2 separate regions of the Homo sapiens genome follow, and region 1 is linked to region 2. Evidence: read pairs that join two places in POLR2A ChIA-PET (ENCODE). Cell type or tissue: CD4-positive, alpha-beta T cell. All regions are shown on one strand.

The links. ChIA-PET counts read pairs that join two places held together with the same protein. Peaks named below come from ENCODE experiments on the same cell type or tissue, not always from the same donor. Only the 100,000 strongest peaks of a DNase experiment are listed, where the experiment ranks them.
Region 1: POLR2A ChIA-PET joins it to region 2 with 5 read pairs; 3 of 35 experiments call an interaction of 5 or more read pairs at or near these places.

The regions. Positions count from the first base shown.
Region 1 is chr15:90,303,883-90,308,882 of GRCh38, reverse strand. No RefSeq gene overlaps it. Among named protein-coding and RNA genes, the nearest start is that of NGRN, 41 kb to the right of the region's middle. RefSeq lists an enhancer at 2,289-2,338. In CD4-positive, alpha-beta T cell, no CTCF peak of the experiment used is centred here; a DNase peak (open chromatin) is centred at 2,192; H3K27ac peaks cover 1,066 bases.
Region 2 is chr15:90,681,072-90,686,071 of GRCh38, reverse strand. The region is part of intron 2 of CRTC3-AS1 (CRTC3 antisense RNA 1); the gene reads left to right. Among named protein-coding and RNA genes, the nearest start is that of LINC01585, 23 kb to the right of the region's middle. RefSeq lists an enhancer at 2,515-3,015. In CD4-positive, alpha-beta T cell, no CTCF peak of the experiment used is centred here; no DNase peak of the experiment used is centred here.

The DNA.
Region 1 (5,000 bases), 380 kb after region 2:
ATAAATAATTATATGTATTTAATTATAAATAATTATCTATAATTAAATAAGTAAATATAATTATAAATAATTGCAATAAATATAATAAACACAATTATATAATATTAATATATTAATAATACTAATAATATATAAGTATATATAATAATTATAATCAATAAATATAATAAATAATAATTATTATTCCTTTTAAAATAGATAAATATATGTATAGATATACATATATAGATATACATCTATATATATATACTTATCTCCAAAATATTAATAAATAGCAGCAGCAGCAATTCCCATGGTTATTGTCTACTGGCTGTCAGGCACCCTATTAGGGGCTCTCCTGCATTATCTTTCATCTTCTCAAACATCTTACAAGGTTGTTCTTGTGGAAGTTTTACACATCAAAGGACAGCGGGTATTGGTTTTGGGGAGTTAAAGGGAAAGATAAGCGGGTGGTCCAAGCACAAGGCTCGTGGGATTCCATGAACTTGGTGACTTGAACCCTCTGTAGCTCTGCAGGTTCAGACACCCACTTTTGTCAACAAGCTGAGAGCTGGTATCTCGGATACGGGTCATGTCATCCAGTGGAGGTGTGGACAACCAGAATGCCTCCTGATTAACCTATGATGACAATAACTGTGACACAGCCTGGACCACTGGAGCCAACCTGACCAGCCCATGTGAACTCATAACCCAGTTAGAATTTTGCCTGGTGAATGTTGATGTAGAAAGGGGGATGGGAGGTGACTATAAAGGTTTAATGTTATCTAGTAAGAATGGCTTGAAGTGAGGCTTACCAATCTTTACCTTTTACCTACATAGTTTCTTGATGAGAAGGAGACCAGACCCAGGGAACTTTCTGGAGATGAGTGTGGTAGGCTGTGCCCCCCAAGCTCCAGCGCTCAGAGCTAGAGACTTCAACTTGGGGTTGAGCCAAAGTACTGGCCTTTGATACCTCACCTAGACTGAAGAGAGGGCAGGGCCAACGTGACTTGCCTGCCTGGATGCACTGTGAGAAGCTGGAGCAGAAGGAAAGCAAAAGGAAGCCAGCTGAGGAGCTGGGGTGCAAGGGCCCTGAGACTGGGCAGGCCAATCAAAGAAGGCAAAAAAGTGTGCCATGCACAAGCAGTGCCCCAACTCCATAATCAACCCCTTCTGACATGTGAGGCCACATGGGTGATATGCTGTCTTGAGTCAGATTAGCTACTCTTATCCTGGGGAGAGAAGAATGAAAGGAGGGAAAGCGAGAGAGTACGTGTCCATCCAAGTGTTCCCTAAAATGGTCTGCAAGTCAGATGGGGAGAAGTTCCCTCATCTATGAGCCTGAGATGGGAATATGGGAAAAAGAATAACAGCGTCTACAAAAACGGCAGGCACTGCTCTTGGCCAGGATACTGGATATCTTTGACGAAGATGCATTTTTTTCTTCTGAGCTGTTCTTAGATGGACCCTGTCAGCCTGCTCTGGAACCCCAAAAAGGCAGGAGTAGAATTTGTTCATGCCCTTAGCACAGTGCTTAGCAGACTCTCAATATATATACAGAATACATGCATTTACTTCTCTCTCCTTTTTCTTCTTTCATGGAATCAAACTCTACCTTAAATTGACTATTATTCCTTTAGCTGTGTTATTATCCTCAATCAGATTGTTCAACATGTTCAACAAGTCAGAATGTTCAACATGATGACTTTGCACATCTCTGCTCCATACAATATGTATTGATCTTGTTGTTTAGCTCTTGGAGGACCATCTCATTTTCCCTCTTATACCAAGTTCTTTAGAAGTGCATTTCCCTGTAGCTGTCAAGAGCTTACTCTCTCATTCCCATTCCACAGTCATTTATGAGCGGAGCCAACGTTAAGATCCAAGGTCACGGGAAGAAAATGTTATTGGATAGACTGAACAACCCCTGTTAGACGTTAGCGTTTCACAGAACTCATCAGAGAAACCCAAGTTTTCACCAAACACTGCATTGATTTCCGCCTCCCACAGCAATTGGTTATTTTGCCCAAGAGAGGAAACTGTTTCCATTTCACACATGGTAAAGGACACCTCCTGATAATTTCCCTTTGGGGCCAGGAATTTAATCTTACTACTGGGTTAATGCTTTTACTTGGGTGGCTTTTTAACCTCAATAAGTGAGCTGTACTTCCTCCCACCATCACTTTCATAATTGCTGTGAAAAGAGGCCCTCGTGTGGGTTGCTGCAGAGACAGCCTGGGGAAAGCCGGTGAAGTTAAATGCGCTGCTTGAAAGCAGAGACACCCACTTCTAGCCCCTCCAGCCCGAGCAAGCCGTTAGATTTGGACCCTAGCAGGGACAAGGTCAATTTCTCTTTGCTTTTTTTCTTCCATTTCCTGTTCTTCCACTTCTTCTATTGCCTTCTCACAGCTATTCCAGGCTCTCTCCTTCTTTTTCTCTTCTCTTTTCGTGTTTTCAAACAACAGGATAACTTTCAAAGCCTTTCCTTTCTTTTTTCACTCTACCCACAACCCCTTGGCTGTTCAAATGCCTAAGTTCACCCTTCAGCTAAAGAGACAGTGCAACTTTTATAGTCAAGAATGTAGGCCAAGAAGCCAGACTTCCTGGGGCTGAATCCAATTTGCCAGGGAGACTTATGGAATCTCTCAGGTCCTCGGTTTCTGCATCTGTCAAGTGGGAATGATACTAATAGTTCTTATCCCAGAAGATTATTATGTGAGTCAAATCAGTTCATATGTGTAAAGTGCTTAGAAAGGTTACGTAACAGACTTAAGAGCATTTGCTGAGAAACAACCACCACAACAACACATCACAAGTGGGTAAGGATGAACAGAAAGTGCAAACGGCCTTAGAACAGAGATCATATTCCACCCTTTGTCCCTCTGATTGAGGAGAGGGGATTGCCTGCATCTGTATTTCTTCCCCTAGCATATCCATATATTCTAGAACTCTGGATATGTTCTTTGTGTAAGGTGAACTTAGTTCAGAAATATTTTCTCAGCTTTTACTCTCTTTTTACAGAGTAAGACTTGATCTCTTTTGTGAAGAGCTATTTCTGGCTAGCTTCAAACTACCATTTCAATTAGTGGCCATTGTTTATGCCCATGATGTATAAGCTGAACTGCCCCTGCATTCTTTATTATTTTTTTTGAGATGGAGTCTTGCTCTGTCGCCCAGGCTGAAGTGCAGTGGCACGATCTCGGCTCACTGCAGCCTCCGCCTCCTGGGTTCAAGAGATTCTCCTGCCTCAGCCTACCGAGTAGTTGGGATTATAGGCACCCGACACCAGGCCCAGCTAATTTTTTTTGTATTTTTAGTAGAGACGGGGCTTTGCGACGTTGGCCAGGCTGGTCTCAAACTCACGACCTCATGATCCACCAGCCTTGGCCTCCCAAAGTGCTGGGATTATAGGCGTGAGCCATCGCTCCTGGCCTGCCCCTGCATTCTATAATCCAGTCCCAAGGAAGGGGAGAAAAATGCCAGGAGAGCGTGGGGAAGAAAAAAGCAATCATCGCCCACCCACCAGAAAATCTCCCTGCTCTCATATTTACTCTTTAATGACAGAACTGGATTTATGTACACACTTAGCTAATGACATGTTTACATGTCTTGTCTCCTCTTGATCCTAAGGTAGTGTCTATTCCCTGCCTATGTCTTCTTGGTGCTCAGAACAGTGCTACATTTACCTATGGGTAGAAAATACAATTTGCTGACAAACTATAAACCAATAGAAATAGACCATGTATGAGACTAGTATTAAAGGTTTTAAAAATAGTCTGTTTTAAAAATACAGTCTGTCAAATTTATAAGCTTTAAATGACCAAAATTAAAGGAAAGAGTTAAAGAAAATGAGAGTGGTTTCTATTTTTTGAATCACATTTTCTGCTTTCATTGCCATATGCCTATAAAAGGAATTAGATATATAGTGGGTGTGAAGCACTTATGTAAGTTGTGTATATATATATATATGGTAGATTTATGTGTGTGAGGTATGTGTGTGTGTATTATGTGTGTGAATTAAGCTGTCAAGTCAGCACACACAAGGAGAAAATCATGTACAGAAGTGCTTCAGAAAATTGCGTATTATCACTTGAGGCTCCATACTTAGAAGCCCAAACACTAAGATTTAGCTTCTTTTGTTTCTATTTACATTCTCTCTGTCATCTCATTCTCTTTGGACCCCTGGAGGCTAGAGTCTAGTTTGAAAGGGAGGATACATGCAACAGGGTAAAAAATGTTTTCTTTACTTGTTTGTGCACTAAGATTTATGAAAATTAAATTCTTTAAAAATGCAACTTCACAGTGTGTGTGTATGTCTGTGGTGCGTGTGTATATATATACATTTGTTTGTTTGTTTGTTTGTTTTGTTTTGTTTTGGGATGAGTTTGGCTCTGTTGCCCAGGATGGGGTGCCTTGGTATGATCTCGGCTCATTGCAACCTCTGTCTCCGGGGTTCAAGTGATTCTCCCACCTCAGCCTCTGGAGTAGCTGGGATTACAGGGGCAAACCACCATGCCTGGCTAATTTTTGTATTTTTAGTAGAGGCGGGGTTTTGCCGTGTTGGCCAGGCTGGTCTCGAACTCCTGACCTCAAGTGATCTGTCTGCCTCAGCCCCTCAAAGTGCTGGGATTACAGCCGAGAGCCACCATGCCCGGCCCGTCTGTAGTATATTATAATCTATACACTTTGATTTTTATTATTTCACATAACTTTTACAACAAATCTGTAAAACACATTTTCCATTTACAGATCAGGAAACTAAGAGCATCAAAGTGATTTTCTCAGTGTAGGTGGTACTGGTAGGTTGGAACTGGGGAAGCAAGCTTACAGTTTGATGTTTACCCACTAGCACTACCTCCTTCGAAGCTGATCACAATCATAACAGTGAGAGAAGCTTTGAAACTCCCTTTTACAGCACTGGAAGGGACCTTAATTAAGACCTTTCTATTTACAGGGAAGGGAACTGAAGCCCAGAGATACCAAGAGTTGGCCCAGGTCACACCTTGGCGATTGTGGAAGGA
Region 2 (5,000 bases):
GTCTTCGTTGATTTATTTTTAATCAAGTTTTTGGGGACAAAAAGGCTTTAGCTTATTTTTAATTTAATTTTTTTTAAGAGACAGAATCTTACTCTGTTTCCCAGCCTGGAGTACAGGGTGTGACCATAGCTCCACGCGGCCTTAAAACTCCTGGGCTCAAGCGATCCTCCTGCCTCAGGCTCCCAAGCGGCTGGAACTACAGGTGCATGCCACCACACCTGGCTGCTTTATGTTACTTTCTACATTTTCTCAGCGAAAGTGAGACTTAACATTTTCTAACTCTACAATCTGCTGTGTTTAAGATAGTGAGCAGGGTATCTGTGTGAAGATGATCACTGGGCAAGGAGATCTCTGAACCTGGGTCTCAGGGGAGAGTTCTGGGACTGGAGATCTGTTAGAAGTGACAGTCTAATGTGGGAGACGATGTCAAGAAAAAGAGTTGGGAAGGGGAGTAAGGCCTGGGTAGAGCTCTGTAGAACATTCACATTCAGGTCAGAGGAGGCACATGCAAGAGCTCGGGCATGACAGAGTCCTGGGAGAAAGAGAAATAAAAGGGTCGACCACATCAAGGGAGTGGAGGATGCTAAAGTCCTTCAGAGTGAGGCAGGAGAAAGGCTTGGCACAAAGGCTGAGGGGCAGAGAGAAAAACCTAATTTCAGCCGGGCACAGTGGCTCACGCCTGTAATCCCAACACTTTGGGAGGCTGAGGCGGGCGGATCACCTGAGTTCAGGAGTTCAAGACCAGCCTGGCCACCATGGTGAGACCTTGTTTCTACTAAAAGTACAAATAAATTAGTTGGGCATAGTGGTGCACACCTGTAGTCCCAGATACTCAGGAGGCTGAGGCAGGAGGATTGCTTGAACCCCAGACGTGGAGGTTGCAGTGAGTGTAGATTGTGCCACTGCGCTCCAGCCGGGGTGACAGAGCAAGACTCCATCTCAAAAAGAAGAGAAAAATAATTTCTGTCCAGCTCTCCCCACCCCTCCCTACTTGCTTCCTCCTGGTCCTTTTCAATTCTGGAATCCCTGGCTTCTTTGTCCCCAAGAGACACCTTTCCCCCAGTCTTCTATCATCTCTTTCTCCCCATTCCTCCCGGACTAGCTAATTCCTACTCATTGGTCAGATCCCAGCCTGAAAATCTCTTCTTGACCTTTCAGGCTAGATCTGATCCCACAGTAATACACTCTGTACTTCTCCATCAAGCATCTCGGTCGTCTTTGTGTATTTTCATGACTCTGACCAATGCCCAGGCAGTTAGCTCCATGAGGGTAGAGACCAAGTTTATAACAGGTGCCTACCTCAGGGTCTGGCCCAAGTGTGCTCAGTAAAGAGTTATTGAATGGATGAATGAATCAATGAAGGTAAGTAGGTGTTGGCATAGCCTCAGGACTCAAGGCCAGATATTCTTTCTGGAACTGCACAGAAGTTCTAGTTTATCGTCTGCAGTTGACATTGACAACCCTGGGTAACACCAACCACTGTGTACCCTACTGCTGCTCCCATGGCCAAGGTCCTGCCCGGGCCAGGCCAGCTTACTGCTCTCCAGGCTCAGCCTGGCGGTCTGAGCATCGCTGACCATCTTAGGGAGAGATGCTTCTGGGGACTGATGAGGGGGGAAGCCAGACTGGAATGCGTGGGAGGTGAGGAAAGGGAGATTGTGGATGCAGACAGCTTTTTCACAAGTTTGGCTTTGAAAGGGAGGAGAGAATTAGGAGGTAGCTGCAAGGAGATTTGGGGTTTTCAAAGCAGTTTTTTGTTTGTTTTTTTAATTTCAGGAGAGATTTAAATATGTCTAAATGTCAGTGGGCAGGTTCTAGTTAGGAGGGAGAGGTTGAGTAAATAGGAATGGGAAAGAATCCTGAGGCGAGGAGAAGAGGGGCCTCGAATGAGCACCTGGATGGTAGTTAGCAGGCTCCTTCTGCCTCAGGCTTGGCTGAGGCCCCAGACAGGCAGGGCAGCCCCTCCCAATCCCAGCATGGGATGCTAGACCACCTATGCAGGGCTGGGAGGGAAATGTCTGAGAACTGGTAGTTCTGAGTCACTGTATTGACCACCCACATCCAACTTATAAAGCGGTTGGACAGGCCGAGAGAGAGGAGCCAGAGACTAGGAAGCAGGTTTATTTTTTATTTTTTTAATTTTTTATTATTTTTATTATTATTTTATTTTTGAGACAGAGTTTTGCTCTTGTCACCCAGGCTGGAGTGCAGTGGCATGATCTCAGCTCACTGCAACATCTGCCTCTTGGATTCAAGCGATTCTTCTGCCTCAGCCTCCTGAGTAGCTGGGATTACAGGCATGTGCCACCACGCCTGGCTAATTTTGTATTTTTAGTAGAGACAGGGTTTCACCGTGTTGGTCAGGCTGGTCTCAAACTCCTGACCTCAGGTGATCCAGCCGCCTCAGCCTCCCAGAGTGCTGGCGTTACAGGTGTGAGCCACCTGCCCGGTGGAAGCAGATTTCTTTAGCAGAGGCTTGTACTGTGGAGCCCGCCCCCAGCCACACCCATGGGGGAGGGGTGAGTGCGTCCTGCTTTCCTCAGATCAACTGAGGGGGACACTGGAACCAGGGAGACACAGAGGTGTCCGAATCACACCTCGAAATCTACAGGGGCGTGTGTATGTATGTTGTCTGCCTGTCAGTCCACTGGGCTTTGGGGTTTTTTTAGTTATTATTATTTTTAATTAAAAAAAATTGAGATGGGTCATCTTGCTGCGTTGCCCAGGCCGGTCTAGAACTCCTGGGCTCAAGCGATCCTCCCACCTTGGCCTCCCAAAGTGCTGGGATAACAGGCGTGAGCCACCCGCCTGGTGTATGTACTCTTCCCTCAGCATTATGTTTTTGGGATTCACCTATGTTTCATGTATCAGTAGTTCATAATATTACACTATTAACTTTTCTTTTTTTTCTTTTTTGAGACGGAGTCTTGCCCTATTGCCCAGGCTGGAGTGCAGTGGCGTAATCACAGCTCACTGCAGCCTCCACCTCCTGGGTTCAAGCAGTTCTCCTGCCTCAGACTCCTGAGTAGCTGGGATTACAGGTGCCTGCCACCATGCTCAGCTTATTTTATATTACACTATTAACTTAAAGCTTATGATAAATATTGTTAAATTCCCCTCCAGAAAAATGTGATCAAGTTTTTTTAATTTTTTTTTTTTTTATTTTTTAAGAGATGAGGTCTTGCCATATTGCCGAGGCTGTTCTTGAACTCCCAGGCTCAAGCAATCCTCCTATCTCAGCCTCCTGAGTAGCTGGGACCACCTGTGCATACCACCACACCCGGCTAATTTTTGTATTTTTTGTGGAGATGGGGTTTCACCATGTTGCCTAGGCTGGTCTCAAACTTCTGAGCTCAAACAACCCTCCCGGCTTGGCCTCCAAAAGTGCTGGGATTACAGGCGTGCGCCACCATGCCCAGCCATGCTGGGCTTTGAAAAAGGGCTGCATCAAGAGACAGATGAAGGTCAGTCAAATGTGTGCATTCCAGATGTGGGTCACAAGCATGAGAGAGAGCGGCTGGCTGTTGGTCTAGATCAGTGGTTCTCACTGAGGGTGATTTTCCACCTGAGGGGATGTTTGGCAACGTCTGGAGACATTTTTGATTGTCACAACTAAGGGGTATTACTAGTGGGGGTCCTCTAGTGGGCAGAGGCCAGAGGTGAGGGGGGGATAGGAGGGCCTTGGAAGTTTGAGAGAGTGAAGAATTGAAGTAGTCATCCCATAAGTAGGGGAGCTAGGTGACACACAGTAGGTTGCCAAGTGTGGTGATGGCTACAGGCAAGATGTAAGAAAATGAAGGTTCCAGAGGTGGAGCCAGGACAGATTCCTGGAGGCCATTCGGGGGAGGGGGCTTCGATAGGATCCCCTAGTAGAGCCTGTGTACACTGGGGTCCATGACCCCGGCCCCTCAGCAGAGCTTCGCTGAAACCTGGAGTGGCACTGAGGATCTCTGGGAACAGTTCCTTCTTTTTTTTTTTTTGAGATGGAGTCTTGTTCTGTTGCCCAGGCTGGAGTGCAGTGGTGCAATCTCAGCTCACTGCAACCTCTGTCTCCCAGGTTCAAGCAATTCTCCTGGTTCAGCCTCTGGAGTAGCTGGGATTACAGGCACGTGCCATCACACTCAGCCAATTTTTGTATTTTTAGTAGAGACAAGGTTTCACCATGTTGGCCAGGCTGGTCTTGAACTCCTGACCTCAGGTGATCCTCCCACCTCAGCCTCCCAAAGTTCTGGGATTACAAGTATGAGCCGCCGTGCCCAGCCAGTTCCATTTTCTCTATTGCTGAAGGTCCTAGTGGTCACTCGTCCAACCTCCACATTCCTCAATGGCCCACATCAGATGAGTCAGTTCCTTCATCAGTGATGGCAGTGATTGCAGGGAACGCTCAGCCTCCTTGGCTCTGATTCTGCCTTACCAGAAGGGAGCCCTTCTGACTTGACCTCGTGGGTGCCATCGAGTGTGGTTCCAGCTCCGCATGTTCCTGACTACTCCTGCACAAGTCTGGGAGGTGAGGGATGTGGGAGGCGCAGCTCTCAGAGCCTCTTACAGAAACAACCAGCCTGGTGCTGCGGTGGCAAGAAACAGACACTGACCCCCGACCCCAAGGGAAATTCACAAGAAGGCTATGGAGTCCCTCACAACATGGAAGGGGAAATTGAAGAGCCTGGTCTGGAAAAGACAGAAAACAGGGAGGCCGTGGGGACCTAGAAGCTGGAACCAACTGAGAGTCTCATCTGGCCACACTGTAAAGATGTGTCAGCCCCAACCTCTTCTTGGCTTTTGCTTCCTCCATTCAAGGGTCAGAGTCTGAGTGCCTAGGTGGGCCCAGAGCCTTCCCTCTCCAGCCTCCCTGCTGCCCCAGAGAGGACAAACACCATTTCTGACTCCCCTACATACTCAGAGTGCATTCTCAGGATCACAGTAGAGGAAGGACTGAGAAAATAAGTGCTCATGAGGCTGATGGGCTGCCTTAGCTTTATCAGCAGCAGAAGAATTCTGGG